Linked DNA regions of Homo sapiens: regions 2 and 3 are each linked to region 1. The links are chromatin contacts, found by Hi-C or POLR2A ChIA-PET in ENCODE. All regions are on one chromosome and are shown on one strand. Each heading gives the region's core, a stretch centred on a gene start or an enhancer-like site at or near the end of the contact. The rest is flanking DNA. Distances are from core to core; before and after follow the strand shown.

Region 1 (4,395 bases), core at 808-3,307:
TAAAACAAGAAAATGATTCCAAATGTGTTTACAATTTAGAGCACAGTCAGCTCTCAATTATGTAGAATATCTTTGTTGTGAATAATCAAGACTCTCGCTTCTTTTCTTCCATCCTAATTCTGCTTTTAGCCTCTCTTCTACTAAGAAACCAAAAGAGACTTGGGTCTAGTAAGAATTTGAAGCAGGGATTCTTAGTTAAGCTCATCAGTTCTTGTCAAAAAAGCACTATGTCTATACAAATGAAACCCTAACATTTGAATTTGCCTTTTCCTCAGAAGCGGTATCTTGGTATTCTTTAGTCCATTCACAGGCAGGACTTACTCTTAACTCTTGGGGGCCTCCCAGAAGTCCTCCCAGAAGGACTTATTCCTTCTGGGGGCCTGTCTACCATGACAGCTCTGGACTATGAGGAGATGTTTCCTTGGCTGGCTGCGGGCTTAGCAAGTAGGATGTACTTTAACTGGCATTGATATCAAATAGTGAAAAAGGATTTTGTTTTTTTAAACTTTAAAGAAAAACAGCTTGGCTGTCTCCATTTCCTCACTAGGGATTGCATGTATAATCTGATCCACCAGTCAGCACAGGATGGGAGAGAAGGGAAATAAGATTTTTTCCTTTAAGGAATCTATAAAATTGTCACTTTAACAAAAAAGAAGTCTACGTCTTCACAAACAAGAAACCTTCAAATTGAAAAATGAACTAAACAACTCAACTGATTTTAATTCATCTAACCGTCAACTTTATGTTTTTCTAGTGTTTACACTTAGCATTTCTTGAAGTAAGATCTCTCTGTACCATCCATTTACATCAGAAATATTTGGGTTGCTCCTTAGATCTGCATATTCCTTGGGCCTTCAAACCTAGATTTCTGATGGTAAGAACCCAGAATATACATTTCCCAAAAGTTTCCCTGGCAGTTCTTTCGCACCTTAAATTCTGAGAACTGTATTCTAAGAAAGTACTTAAATATCCTTTTAAAAAAGTGATTTCCTGAGTAAATTATCCTTTCAAATGCCATTATGTGGTTTCCAAGGTGGAAATATTCACATCATTTATAAAATAAATTTCCGGCTGGAAGTTTTCTCCTGAAAAGCATTTTTCTCACTTGGGAAATTTTCAAAATCCATGTTAAATACAGTAATTACAGCATACGATTAGAACAAATAATTGTTATCTCATAATCTACTATATTTCATCTATGTTAACTTAAATCTAATAGTAGAAACCACAATTGGAGTTATTTTTCAGTAGCTGAACAATAAATAAAATTTTTCCCTGATAGGAAAATATCAAAATAACATTTATTGCCAATGGAAAGTTCTCTCTGTTAAACATTTAAGAAAACACTGTATCTATGATTTCTTTAAGAATTGTATTTTTAGCCCTTTCATTGCAATTCTAAATGAAATTTGATGTTGCTGACTTATATAATAGATTGTGACCATAAATATTAGCATAAAGTAAATATGCTTCTTATTTATGGAATTACATAAGAAAGGCATTCATTGGAAGGGTGAGCATTTTCTAACTCATAAGCTTCCATTTTTGACTTTTACCACTCTCTCGTCTTTAGGAAGAAATAAAGTCAAAAGGGATGTTCCTGAGGCCTTACCTGTATATAAATGATGTGCTCGGGGCAACTCTGTGCTTGATTTACTACCATATTCTTCTGCAGGCACCTTTCATTGTTTTCTTTAAATAACCCCCTGGAGGTTACTCTGGATGAAAATCCATCTGCATCAAGTGTGATGTTATATACAATGGCTATGATAAAAAAAATCATAAAGAAATGTTATTTCAAATCAACTTATAGGAAAAAGCATCTTTGCTTTATTGTGTCTTCTTGGACAAAGTATCTCACATCAAGAAAATATGGAAATAGTCTTCATATTGGTGGCTTGTGAACCATAGCTAGCACCACAAAGCATTTGTCATTCTAGCTCTGATGTGACGTAGGTGACTGTGCATACAAAGAAATGTGATTCAGAGAAATGTGGCTGGGAGCAGTGGAAAGGAAACTAGACTTGCCGCCAGGAAACCTACTGTGATGAACCTGGGCAAATTGCTCACTCCCACAAGCACGGGTTTCATTACTCATAACACGGAGACACAGAATGGAAAGGAACAGTTGCTGAGCGCCTGCAACTGGACACATTCTCATGTATGCCATACAAGTTTTACAATGAATCTGGAAAGTGAATTTTATTATCTTATTTTTCAAATAATGTACTAGAATAAGTGATGTAAAATAATTCACCTAAGTTCACATGGCTAGTCAGAAGTAAAAGTTGGGTATTTTTGAAATAAGAGCTCATATTCTTTCTGCTTCCATCCAGTTGTAAGAATTAATTGTTATTGTGAAGATTAACTGAGATACTCTAAGGGAACATGGACAGTGCTTGACCTATTCTAGATGCTCACATAGGGAAATGCATGCAACACTGCAGCAATAAAGTCTCAGTCAGGCAGACTTGGTTTGAATCCTAATTCTGCTGTTTATGAGCTCTGTGACTTGGGGCAATTTACTTACCCTCTTTGAACCTCTGTTTCCTAATACCAACTCATGAAAAAAAATTATGTGATAATAACTGATGTCAGTAGCCGATGTCTAAACTATCAGAATTATTACCTTCAACTAAAGTCCACTGGCCGTGTGTCCAAAATTGAGAGAGAACACCTGGTGCCATTCACAGCATCAGCTGCCTTATTGCCTTATTTGGGGTTATTCTATCTTACTTTATTATTTTCAATATTTTAAAGGTTGTATATACTTCCCAAAACATGAATTCTACATGTTACCTTGAAAAAAATCTATCATATATGTTGTACAATTTTTCTTGCTCCAGTGACTTAACAATGCCAACAAAGATAGATAAAATATTAAAGAATTAAATAAACTAAAAATAAGTTGTGAAGATGATGTAAAGGAAAAACAATGGCAAGGAGGTGAGTGCAGTTAGGACAAAGTTAGTCCACATTATAATGCTTTTCCTTTTTTTTTCAAGCAGCTTTATAAAAATGATACATCGCTTCATGGGCTATGTTATTAATCTTAAAGTGAAGTGTGCACCTGATGCAATAAATGATAGAAACCATATGCTTTATAAATTCACTTTCCACAGTTGTGAAGATGGGATTCACGTCTTACATACTATTATTGCCAAGCAATGAAGTGACAAATGAGCTCACAATCATTTCACTTGGCTTGTCTTTGTGGACCTGAAGGCATCAGGAAAAAAGATTTAAAGGGAAAGATGCCCAATAGTAAGAAAGGCCAGAAACCCTCGGCAGCCTGTGGATGGGAAGGAAATTCTCTGAAAGTAGAATTTTTGAGTGTGCATCACCATAAGGGTTGAAGTATAGTCAAAAAGGGAAGATACATGAGACACCTCTATGCTTCGGGGCCAGAAGAGCTGACCAGTTTGCTGTTTCTGCCAAATAATATATTTCCCAAGTTAACCTATTAGGCAGACTAGCCACAATGTTTATGCAGCAACGGTTTTTGACTTAACTATCATGTGTGCTCAGTTAGATGTGCTACATGGCAGGTCAAGTGACATATGCTACTCAAAATTGGGTCAATCTTTGAACATCTGCATGGAAAACTTCCAAATGGATATGAAAAGTAGGAAAATATGGAAAGCATGTTAAGATTTGAATCTAATTTTGCTTTGTGTTCTCATCTTATTTGTATCTTGGTATGAATTATGGCAAATAACCTGCTTCTGTATTTTCAGCTTTAAGTTAATATGTTTGTCACTTAATTGAATTCCTATAGGAACTACAAGTTCTGAAGTTTAAAGCCAAATTCTGACGGAATGGGAATTGGGACCCATGAAGCAGCAGTTAATGAAAGAAGGTAGCTTTGAATCAAGTGTTAAATTGCAAGCTATGCATTGAGCATGGTGAGATAATTGGGGCAGAAGAGATGAAGGTGAGATAGTGTGCTTAGAAAAAGCTTTGAAGAGGAGGCAGGACCTCTGCCAGGCCTTGAAAGACAACTTGGCCAGCCCAAGAGAAAAGACAACAATTCCTGCTGATGCTTGCCCACAATGATTTCCTCATCCTTCCCCATCTGATGAGACATAATTCAGACTTTTACTCATTTCTCTGTATTATTTAGAACATTTAAAACACTGGGTAAAAGTTATATATTGCTTTTCATGTTTTCTTTCATTATTTCATGTTTATTAATTCCTCAACGACAGGAAAAATACTTGATACTTTTACTGAACCTGTCCTATATAGATCATGGCATAGCCAACATGATATAGTCATTTGAGTGGCAGTTCAGCATAATCTGTGTATGCTCAAGGTTTTAAGTAAGAGAAATGGAGGTAAGAGAAACTCAAAGGATGGAAGCAGGAGGGCCCTTGGTTATGTCATAGAGATTAC
Region 2 (4,395 bases), core at 1,281-3,780, 380 kb after region 1:
GAGCACAATTCAAAAGATCTTTAAGTTATTAATAGAATAGTTTAAACAGATTATTTAAAAACAGTTACCTGAAAGGTTAACGTCTCACTGACTTTATGAGAAAGAGAATTGAAGATGTTACTTTACAAGCTATGATGGAAACCGAATTTTGCAGAAACAACAGTGGATACAGACACAGATATCAGTGGTCTGAGGAAGGTTGCAAACTACATTAAGAAGCTGAGAAAACGGGAAAAGATGGCTAAATTAGAAACAAGAAGATTAATGGGCCAAATAGCATTAGGCAGGCTGATGATGCTGCTTTCTTTAAAATGGTGAATATGAGCTCATTGCTATCTAAATGTCAGTCACTCTGGCACCTCACAAATTTATACCTGGCATCTCCTTGGTGAATGGGTGGGTTGGCAAAAAGAGGAAGGCACCAGGATTAAGTTAAACTCCCCCCAGGAGACTCTGCTATATATATGAAAAGGAGGCCAAGTGTTACCTGTTACTGGGATTTTCCAGCCGTCATCAGGCTAGAATTGTGGGAAAAATGAGAAATGAAAAGAAGCAGAGCTGCTGCATAAAATGCGGCCAGGGTTGTGATATTAGGAGACATCTGAGAGGGACACAGTGGATCACGGCTTCCAGCCTATTCCAAAATCAATAAAAGAGAAAGCATTTAGAATAGGGACTTACAGATTTAAAAAGAAAAAAGGAAGCCAGTAGAGGTTGGAGGAGTAAAGGATGATGCGAAACAGCACTGAGAAAGGAGATGAAGGAAGGTGAAATGAAAAAGGAACCTGCAAATCTTCTTCGAGAACATTTTGCCTCATCAAGCAGTCATAAATTTGTGTCTTTTAATATGTTCTGTCTGGTTATCTTTATCAATTTTACTTTATTACAGCCTTTCTGGTAGTTATTGCATCCACCTCGGCGAATGAGGGCTGAAAAGTGTTCCACATGAAATATTCATTGGGTTTATAGCTTTAACCTTTAAAGTAAAAGCCGAAGTAAAAAACTTGAATAAAAAGAGTTTTAGTGTCCATTTTATGTCTGTGAGAGCCTAGTGAAAGGAGAAAGGGAGAGGAAGCTAACAGGGAGGAACGGTATGGAAAAATCTTGAAGCAAAGACAACTTTTAAATGGCAAGTCTAAGGATATGGGGGAAAAAAAGTGAAAGAGACAAAAGAATCTGAAGAATTGAAAATTGTTAGGATGAAGCCAAGATGTGACTTCAGCGGTCCAGTGTGGGAAATTGCTGTTAAAGGAAATGGAGAGTTTCAAGGACTTTTGTCTGAGTTGGGGAGAGTAGCCCCTTGGCTTCATTCCCCAGGAAGCATGGCAGTTATGAGAAGAACCTGGCAAGGAAGGCCTCAAGAAGGGCAGGATTCACTTGAATTAGCAGGATAATTATAGTAAAGTAGAAGATGCCTCCGTGGAGTATCTGCTCTGTACCACACACTTCACATAAGTTACTTAGTTTACTTCTCACAAACAGGCATCGTTTACCCCATTCTACAAATATGGAAACCAAGACTTTTAAGTGACTTGTCCAGGGTAATAATGTCAAGCAGAGAAATTGAGATACATCTCTCTTCAGAGCCCAGGTTGCTGCTCCCCACCTAACCTCCCAATGGAATCTTCCACTGTTTGACATGTAAAGCAGTTGGCAGTGACCACCCTCCCCTCACACCACTCCCCTGCTGCCAGTTTTGAATTAGAAGCAAGCAAAGTGCTCCAGAAAAAGGCACTCTAAGTGGGTTACATAAAATGCAATAAGCAAGCTACAGCCTAGTATCTATCAGTTCAAGAAGAAAGAAAATGCCAAGGCAAAAGTGAACTTTTTTCTGAGGTCATTTAGGCTTTGACACAATGGGTTACTCTAAACAGTAGTTCTCAGCATTTTCAACCTTGGCTTCACATTGGAAATCCTGGGGAGCTTTAAAAAAATCCTCATGCCTGGGTTCTACCCTAGAGACTCTGAATTTACTGGTCTGGGAATGTTTTCCTTCGGAAGTTTTCATTGGAACTCCCCCAGGTGCTTATAATATGTGGCAAATTCAAGAACCATTGCTCTACAAGTTGAATCAAATAATGAGGCATGTCCACTCCAGCCTCCAAACAAATGGCATTCATCTTTGCATCCCCCTGTTAGTCTAGTGTCTCATGTACAATAGATGCTTAATTATGCTATGCATAATAGATGCTTAATAAATGTTTGGAGAATTAACTTGATGAACAGCAGAAGACATATATGTATAGCTCTGGTCTTTTGTTATCTGGGTATCCCCTTCGTGCCTTCAAATCTTCAATATTCATGGGTAAGTTTTATGTGTCTTTCTAGCACAAATAAGCCTCAGCAGAGCTGGGTAGCCATAACTTTCTCAGTCAAAAGATATTTGTGTTGTTTCATCTGTTGTTAGTGTACTCCTTTTGTGTACAACACTGATGCTAAAAACACTATGGGATTCCCCAAAAATCTTCTCTGCTTCCCTGTGGAAAGCACCACACCTCAGTCAAATACTAATTCCTTCAGGGAAGCTGACCTCTGGTGGCCAGACAGGCAGCACAGTGTGGCTGTTAAGAGCATGGACCTGAAATCAAGACATCTTGAATTCAAACCTAAGCTCTGTTGTTTATTGCATACCTGTGTAACTCAATTTCCTCATTTGTACCATAACTTGAGAGGGGACTCATACCTACTTTACAGCAATGTGGTGAGGTTCAAATGAGTTTGTGTATGTGAAGAACCTGGTACCTGGTTAGTGCCATAAAATTGTGTACCACTATTACAGGGAGAATGCTTTTATTAAAATGAATTTCTGAAATTGTCTATAAGCATCAACAATTTAGAAGAGAACATTTTTTAGCAGATGTTAACTACCTGGTAGAATTTACAGGAATATGCTACAGAGGTTTTCAGGTGTTGCTCAGAAGGGGCATGGGATGGGCGGTAGGGATGGCTTTGGTGCCACTATTTGCTCTTTGCCTGGTCTAGTGTACATTGAAGCCAGTGAGGTTTCACTGTACTCAATATATGGCCAAGATCCATGTGAATAAAACACACAATGTCTTATTATGATATCAGGAGTAATACAAAAGGCTGGACATGTTATTCATTCTTTGGTCACTTGTTTCTTCTGTTATTCTCTTGCTTCCAAACAGAATAGGCAGCAAGGGCAGTAGACACAGCTTGTGCAGAAAAGTTGGTTGATTGTGCAACGGTTTTGAAGATCCTTACATTTCAGCTCTATTTCCTCAGGCAAGAGGATGAGTTGGGCTTTTAAAGGAGGAAGAATGGGAACAGACACATGTGTGCAAAGTATGTCAGGTGTGAAATCTATAATTCAGAAAAGCATCTAGGTTTGACTTCACAAAAACTTACTTGAATAGGAGAAAAGGATAATAAAAGCCAGGTTGCTGAAAGGTAATCTAAGGGGATAGAAATTATTTATAAGTGATATTGAACTTTAAAAGTTATACAACAAACCTTAATCTAAACAGCAAGTTACCTCTAATTGGGGTCCTGTTAGAAATCAGAATGAAACCATGTAAAGCTAATGTCTCACTTTATTTGGACTCTCAAGGAGATAATACATCAAATGATAGAATCTGAGGGTTGAGGATAGTTTATTTTGTGTTTCCAAGTGTGATTTTTCTGGATTTCAAAATGACTGCCTTGATATTTATTTTTTCTCCTGGGAAAGAAGGGAAAAAGCCTCTACTGCATTCCCACTGTCTAGAATATTAGCTGTTAAAATTCCTATTGGCTGACCTCATGAAAGAGGACACTGCATTTGACCAGCTCAGCTTTTATTCCCCCTTTCTCACTGTAGATGTTACTGTACAACACACTGAATATTGGATCAGTCTTTGAGAAGCACTGTAACATGACCTGCACAAAGAGACAAGTAATTCTATACTATTTTCTTCCAAGCTCAAGTTGGCACAGATAAAATTCCTGTGCATTAATTTATAATTAAAACTTGTGCCTTTCTAGAAAATGCCTCATCTCTGCTTGGCTTAAAAAAAAAAAATCAATCTGCTGTTTTTCCAAAAAAGTAGAGATAATTTAACATGTCATTTTTCATGCAATTAGTTTATTGGCTACTTTACAAGAACCAAACAAGTCTAAGAAAATCAGTCATTGTAGTTTGTGTTCATGAGTGACAACCTGGTGCTTGGGAGAGCCTAGAGCATGATTAAGGGCTTAGGAGAGAAAACCAAAGGTTTTTCTTTGTTAAAGAAACAAATAGACAACTTCTCTTTGCACCTCTAACTGACTTAAAATTGCTAATTGTTTTCGTCTGTGTGTTTTTGTAGACCACACTCAGGATTCAGCTGCGTCCTTCTGAATGTGAAAAGGAAGACCTGACACAAAGGGATACAAAATATCAATACCTTCCATTCT
Region 3 (4,395 bases), core at 730-3,229, 270 kb after region 1:
TTCACAACTAAAATAGTCCAATAAAAATGTGCAAACCCAAATTAATGCCACATACAAATATAAAACAGAATTAAGTATAACTTTGACAAGCAAAAAAATAAATAAATAATATAGCATGTTTTGGCGCAAAGAACTAAAGTCCAGACTGGGAATGACTTCCAGCTTTGCCACTAATTAGCCACATAACAAGCAAATCACATACTTTAATCTCATTTTAAAAATAAAGATGCCTCAAGGAGATTATTTTGACAATCCCTAGCAGATCAAAGTTCTAAAAAGCTAAAAATAACTGATTTAAGTTACCCTCTAAATCAAATATGACTAATGCTAACAACAACAAACCAAAACCAAGAATTTCCTTTTAACATGATTGGTTTAACAAGCCTTTGAAGAAAAATATTTAAAACTTGTCTTCAAGTCTACTAATTGTACGGCAATCATTTAAAATAGTAAAACTATTTAAATCTAAAAAAAATGTAGTGTGTGGAGGTGGGGAGAAAAGGGATCATTAAATGCAATGCAAGAACACCAAGCAGAATTAAAATAAAGAAATAATGTAAACAGGATAAGATAGCAAAAGCTTTTTCTAAGGAAAACTGTTTCAAAGCATGCAGTGTGAAATTTTGCAATCTATCCCAAACAATATACTGCATAGGCATCGTCTTTAAATACACACATTTTCTGTTTCCAAGTACTACAGATAACTCATAATTCCTATAAAAAATTACACAATTTAATCAAGATGGTAGTACGTGGAGATTATTTCCTTTTAGTTTATTGTTTAAATACATGTCTTGCCAATCACAAAATATCTAGTGTAGCCAAAGACATAAGAAATCCCTGTATGAATCAAAAAGTGCCATTCTTGCAGCTTTCTGTCACAAGGATGCTGAGAAATGTACTGTAACAGTTTAGGAAACACAAGATTGTCTCAATTTTAAGTTTCAATCATTAATCCTCTTCAGAACTGGAATCACCCTCTTGGTCAGAAAGTTCGGGAACAGGGAAGCGGAGAATGGCAGCTACCCCAGTCAACTGGCTGAGCTGTTCCCCAGAAACGTGAAGACTAGAGAATATCCTAACGGTGCCTGCATTCTCTTTCACACTGTCCACCAGCCTCACATACCGGCTCCGTGTGGCTACATCCTGATGCCTGAAGAGCTCATCGCTGATGAGCAATGTGTCAATTGCCATGGCTTCATTGGCCTTCTCCACCTGCTTGAGTCCATAGAAAGCTCGATCCGGTTCATGCTGTAACATTTTATAGAAGTCATCCAAGGCTTTGACTTCCCCAGCAGCTTTAGTGTCTGAAAGGCGGCTAGCCACAGTAGGGTCACAAAGGGCCTCTTTCAGGGAGTACTTGTGTCCGGAGGAGGCATGTACCTAGAATCACAATTACAAAAGTTAGGCAAAATAATCTCCTAGAACACCCATTAATCAGCTCACAAAGGCTTAAAGCCAAAAGCGCTAGTAAGGCTTCATATGTTTCAGCGAAGTTTACTCCATAAATTTGCTAGACATTTAACATTCTCTTTTTATTTCATTATCTCATGAAAATCCCAGCTAAGTAAAGACTTTCTCTTCTTATTTTTCCCAGTTCTAAAACTTTAGGAGTAGTTTATACCAATCCCTCTGCCCATTCTTAATTATCCCTGGGTAAGATTGTTTTACCTGAAGAAATTTGGACCGGTTTTCCAGGAGCAGTTTGTTGTCGGTCTTCACTGCTTGTTGAAACAGGTAGTCGCAGAACTGCTCCCTCACAAATCCTGGGCTGGCCACCAGGATGCACTTTACAACATCAAAGTGTATGTGGCGCTGGATAGCCTGGACCACCTGTTCATAGAACCGCTCCAAGGCCCGGTCATGCTGAGAGCAATTGCCTTTCCTTTTCCTAGGGATGTTCACCTCCACCTTGGCCCGAGTGAGGGTCATGCTGGGAGTGACTAAGCAGATATGGGCGAGGCCTTCCTGCATGACCACAGCCGCCACATCAGCGCTCCAGGCTGGGTCACAGGCCTGCTCGATGCGCTCCAGTACCACACTATCCCACTGCTTCTTGGCCAGGGTGAACTGGCGGTTGGGCTCCAGCTCGATGGTGTGGTAAGCCCCCATCTTGACATACTCATTCTCTTGGATGTTGGTCCCCTTAACCCGCAGCTGGCAGGCTTGAGAGTCGAAGTCGATGGCCTCCACGCAGAGAGTGAGGGTAGTGCGGACCCGGTTGCTGCCCACGCTGCCCGTGGAGGACTCTGTCTGTACCTTGCGGATGGTGGAGGCGCGCAGGCTGTCGCCCACCTGCACGAGGTTGTAAGTGTGCCACATGTCCTCAGGCTCCTCGGGGACCAGGGTCACCTGGCCCGCATTGTCCTTCTCGATGTTCTTCCTCACGAGCTTCATGGCCAAGGAAGGGGCTCACTGACAGAACCAAAGGAACCAAGGAGGTCCTCACCTCCGCCCCGGGAGAGGGGATGGGAATGCAGGCCAGGAAGGGGGCGGGGCCCGGTTTCTAAGGGCACTTGCCTGGCGGGAAGGAAACACGCTTGCTTCGACTCATGCAGCCTAGGGCAGCACTTCCTCTATCCTTTCCTCTCTCAGTCTCCCGGCGCGCTGCGTCTAACAGGCTCGGGGAACACTGCAGCGAAAATCTACCCCTACACAGTTCCCGCTGGCAGCACGCAACAGCGGGCTGACGAAATGAAGGCGCATGCGCAGCCCCCGTCCCGCGACCCGACGCACGTCTCCCGTCCCCAAAGGAGAGGCGGGGCCGCAGTTCGCGCGTGCGCAGGCGCACTAAGCTGTGAGGCGCTCCGGACGAATGAACTCCCTCAAGAAGGTGCACAGAGTGGTGGCGAGTCCTTTATTTTAATGCCAAACTTCAACTTCCTAAGTTTTCTCTTCCATCCCTGTCTGTGAAGAATCCGGGGAGTGTGTGAGTGCAAATACTAGTTTTACCTGCCTGCGGCTGCCACTGCAACGCTTCCCTCTGGGTAAATCCAATTTCAAAGCTTAGCAGTAAAAGTAGCTCTCAGAAGTGCAGATTTGGCCCCAACGGCCCAAACTATGCTCGTTTTTGCTCTTGCCTTATCCGCACTCGGACGCTACAAGCCTGTTGGAGCTGGTATTTAGAAGCGGTTTCTGAGAACTACTGGTCACGTTCTGTCTGGGCTCCCAGCAACGTGTCCAGCTGTTTTCTGCGCCTAGTTACCGTGTCTGCACGATCTGATTCACCCAGATGTTAAAGCGCTGGTCCCAAGAGAGAAGAAACTATGTGTGGAATTTACCCCTGGGTGGACCTCTCAGTTGCTTGACCTGATGTCCTGGGAATCCTAGGCTCCAAAGTTGGCAGCCTCAGCTTTCCGCAGCCCAGTAGCCTGTGAAATGTTTAGGTTGGGGGTTGGGTCGCAAGAGCTTAGGGCCAGATCTTCACTGCCAAAGCTAAGCTAAAAGCCGAGGCTATGGGAAGTGGGGAAAAACTATTAACTAGGACTGACCCTGATTGAATAGCTACATAATTTAAAGAAAATCCTTAAGTTACTTAGCATTCTTTATTAGGAAGTGGAAATGGAGAAGTGGGATTGCCTCTTTAAGAGACCGATGAATAGAAAAAACAAAAGAATCTAAAAGTTTCTTGAGAGCTTAGATGGAGTGGAGGGCAGAGAAGTCCTGCACACATAGCTTCTCACTGTCTTTTCTGTCTTTCTCTGTGTGGATTGGAAAGGGGAACTAACCAGCCTGAACAGATGAAACAGGGATGAAAGGAAGGAATCTGAGTTTGGCATAGGCGTGTGGAAGGAAAATAAATCTCGGATCCCCAAACTCATTAAGCCAAAGGGAAAAGTTAAGCTGGGAACTGGGTCACGCAAAACTGCCTTGCCTCTTGGTTTTTAAATGAGATGGCTACCAGATGAAAAGCTACACACCTCGCTCATATTTTGCCCACAAGGAAATTCTCAGTGAGCGCCAAGATCTTTACCATAAAGTGTTTCTATGAAAATTTACCATGGCAATGTAAATAGATAGCTTCTGTTTTCAGGTACAGTCACCCCTCTGCCCTCCTGACACAAATGCATATCTGATTGTTCCCCTGCCCCATTTGTCTATGTTATCTTACGTAAAAATGCAGATTCAGATTGACTAAGCCAGACAGAGGCATGAATGACTATTTTCCCCCTGCTACCCTCTCACATGAAAACTGTATTTCTCAGTATCCCACCCTTTCCCCTTTAAATTTGGAGCCCTCAAAATCATCTTCCCAGAAAGGCATAGACCTGTCTTCCCCGCGCACGTCCTTAATTTTGGCAAATAAACGTCCTAAAATGATTGAGACTTGTCTCAACATTTTTCTCAACTGACAGGCTTCACAATTTAAACTTAAGTGTCATTATCTTCCTAAGA

The links. Hi-C counts contacts between places; a loop is a spot of excess contacts on that map. ChIA-PET counts read pairs that join two places held with the same protein, here RNA polymerase II (POLR2A). Pooled maps may share reads with other maps.
Region 2: a loop to region 1 is called in a map with no recorded cell type, with 2.1 times the contacts of the local background. The contact joins two enhancer-like sites. A Hi-C loop is called at or near these places in 1 of 37 single-sample maps with no recorded cell type.
Region 3: a pooled map shows a loop between it and region 1 (4-fold over the local background). The contact joins the promoter of PELO-AS1 here to the enhancer-like site in region 1. A Hi-C loop is called at or near these places in 4 of 50 pooled maps. POLR2A ChIA-PET finds 5 or more read pairs at or near these places in 3 of 52 experiments (OCI-LY7, WTC11 and activated naive CD4-positive, alpha-beta T cell).

Annotation. Positions count from the first base shown.
Region 1 is chr5:53,067,478-53,071,872 of GRCh38, reverse strand. It overlaps ITGA2 (integrin subunit alpha 2), which reads right to left. Exons shown (of 30, transcript NM_002203.4): 17 at 1,613-1,764. Among named protein-coding and RNA genes, the nearest start is that of MOCS2, 40 kb to the left of the region's middle. Within about 2 kb of position 2,057, at least 2 of the 41 ENCODE cell types and tissues checked have a DNase peak (open chromatin) inside an H3K27ac peak, as active enhancers do.
Region 2 is chr5:52,691,622-52,696,016 of GRCh38, reverse strand. All of the region lies in intron 2 of PELO-AS1 (PELO antisense RNA 1), which reads left to right. Among named protein-coding and RNA genes, the nearest start is that of ITGA1, 94 kb to the left of the region's middle. Within about 2 kb of position 2,530, at least 2 of the 41 ENCODE cell types and tissues checked have a DNase peak (open chromatin) inside an H3K27ac peak, as active enhancers do.
Region 3 is chr5:52,798,397-52,802,791 of GRCh38, reverse strand. It overlaps PELO-AS1 (PELO antisense RNA 1), which reads left to right and starts at 1,979. Exons shown (of 5, transcript NR_186455.1): 1 at 1,979-2,100. All of the region lies in intron 1 of ITGA1 (integrin subunit alpha 1), which reads right to left. It overlaps PELO (pelota mRNA surveillance and ribosome rescue factor), which reads right to left. Exons shown (of 3, transcript NM_015946.5): 2 at 1,672-2,907; 3 at 1-1,383. The coding sequence starts at 2,397. The coding sequence ends at 952. RefSeq lists enhancers at 1,469-2,168, 2,169-2,867.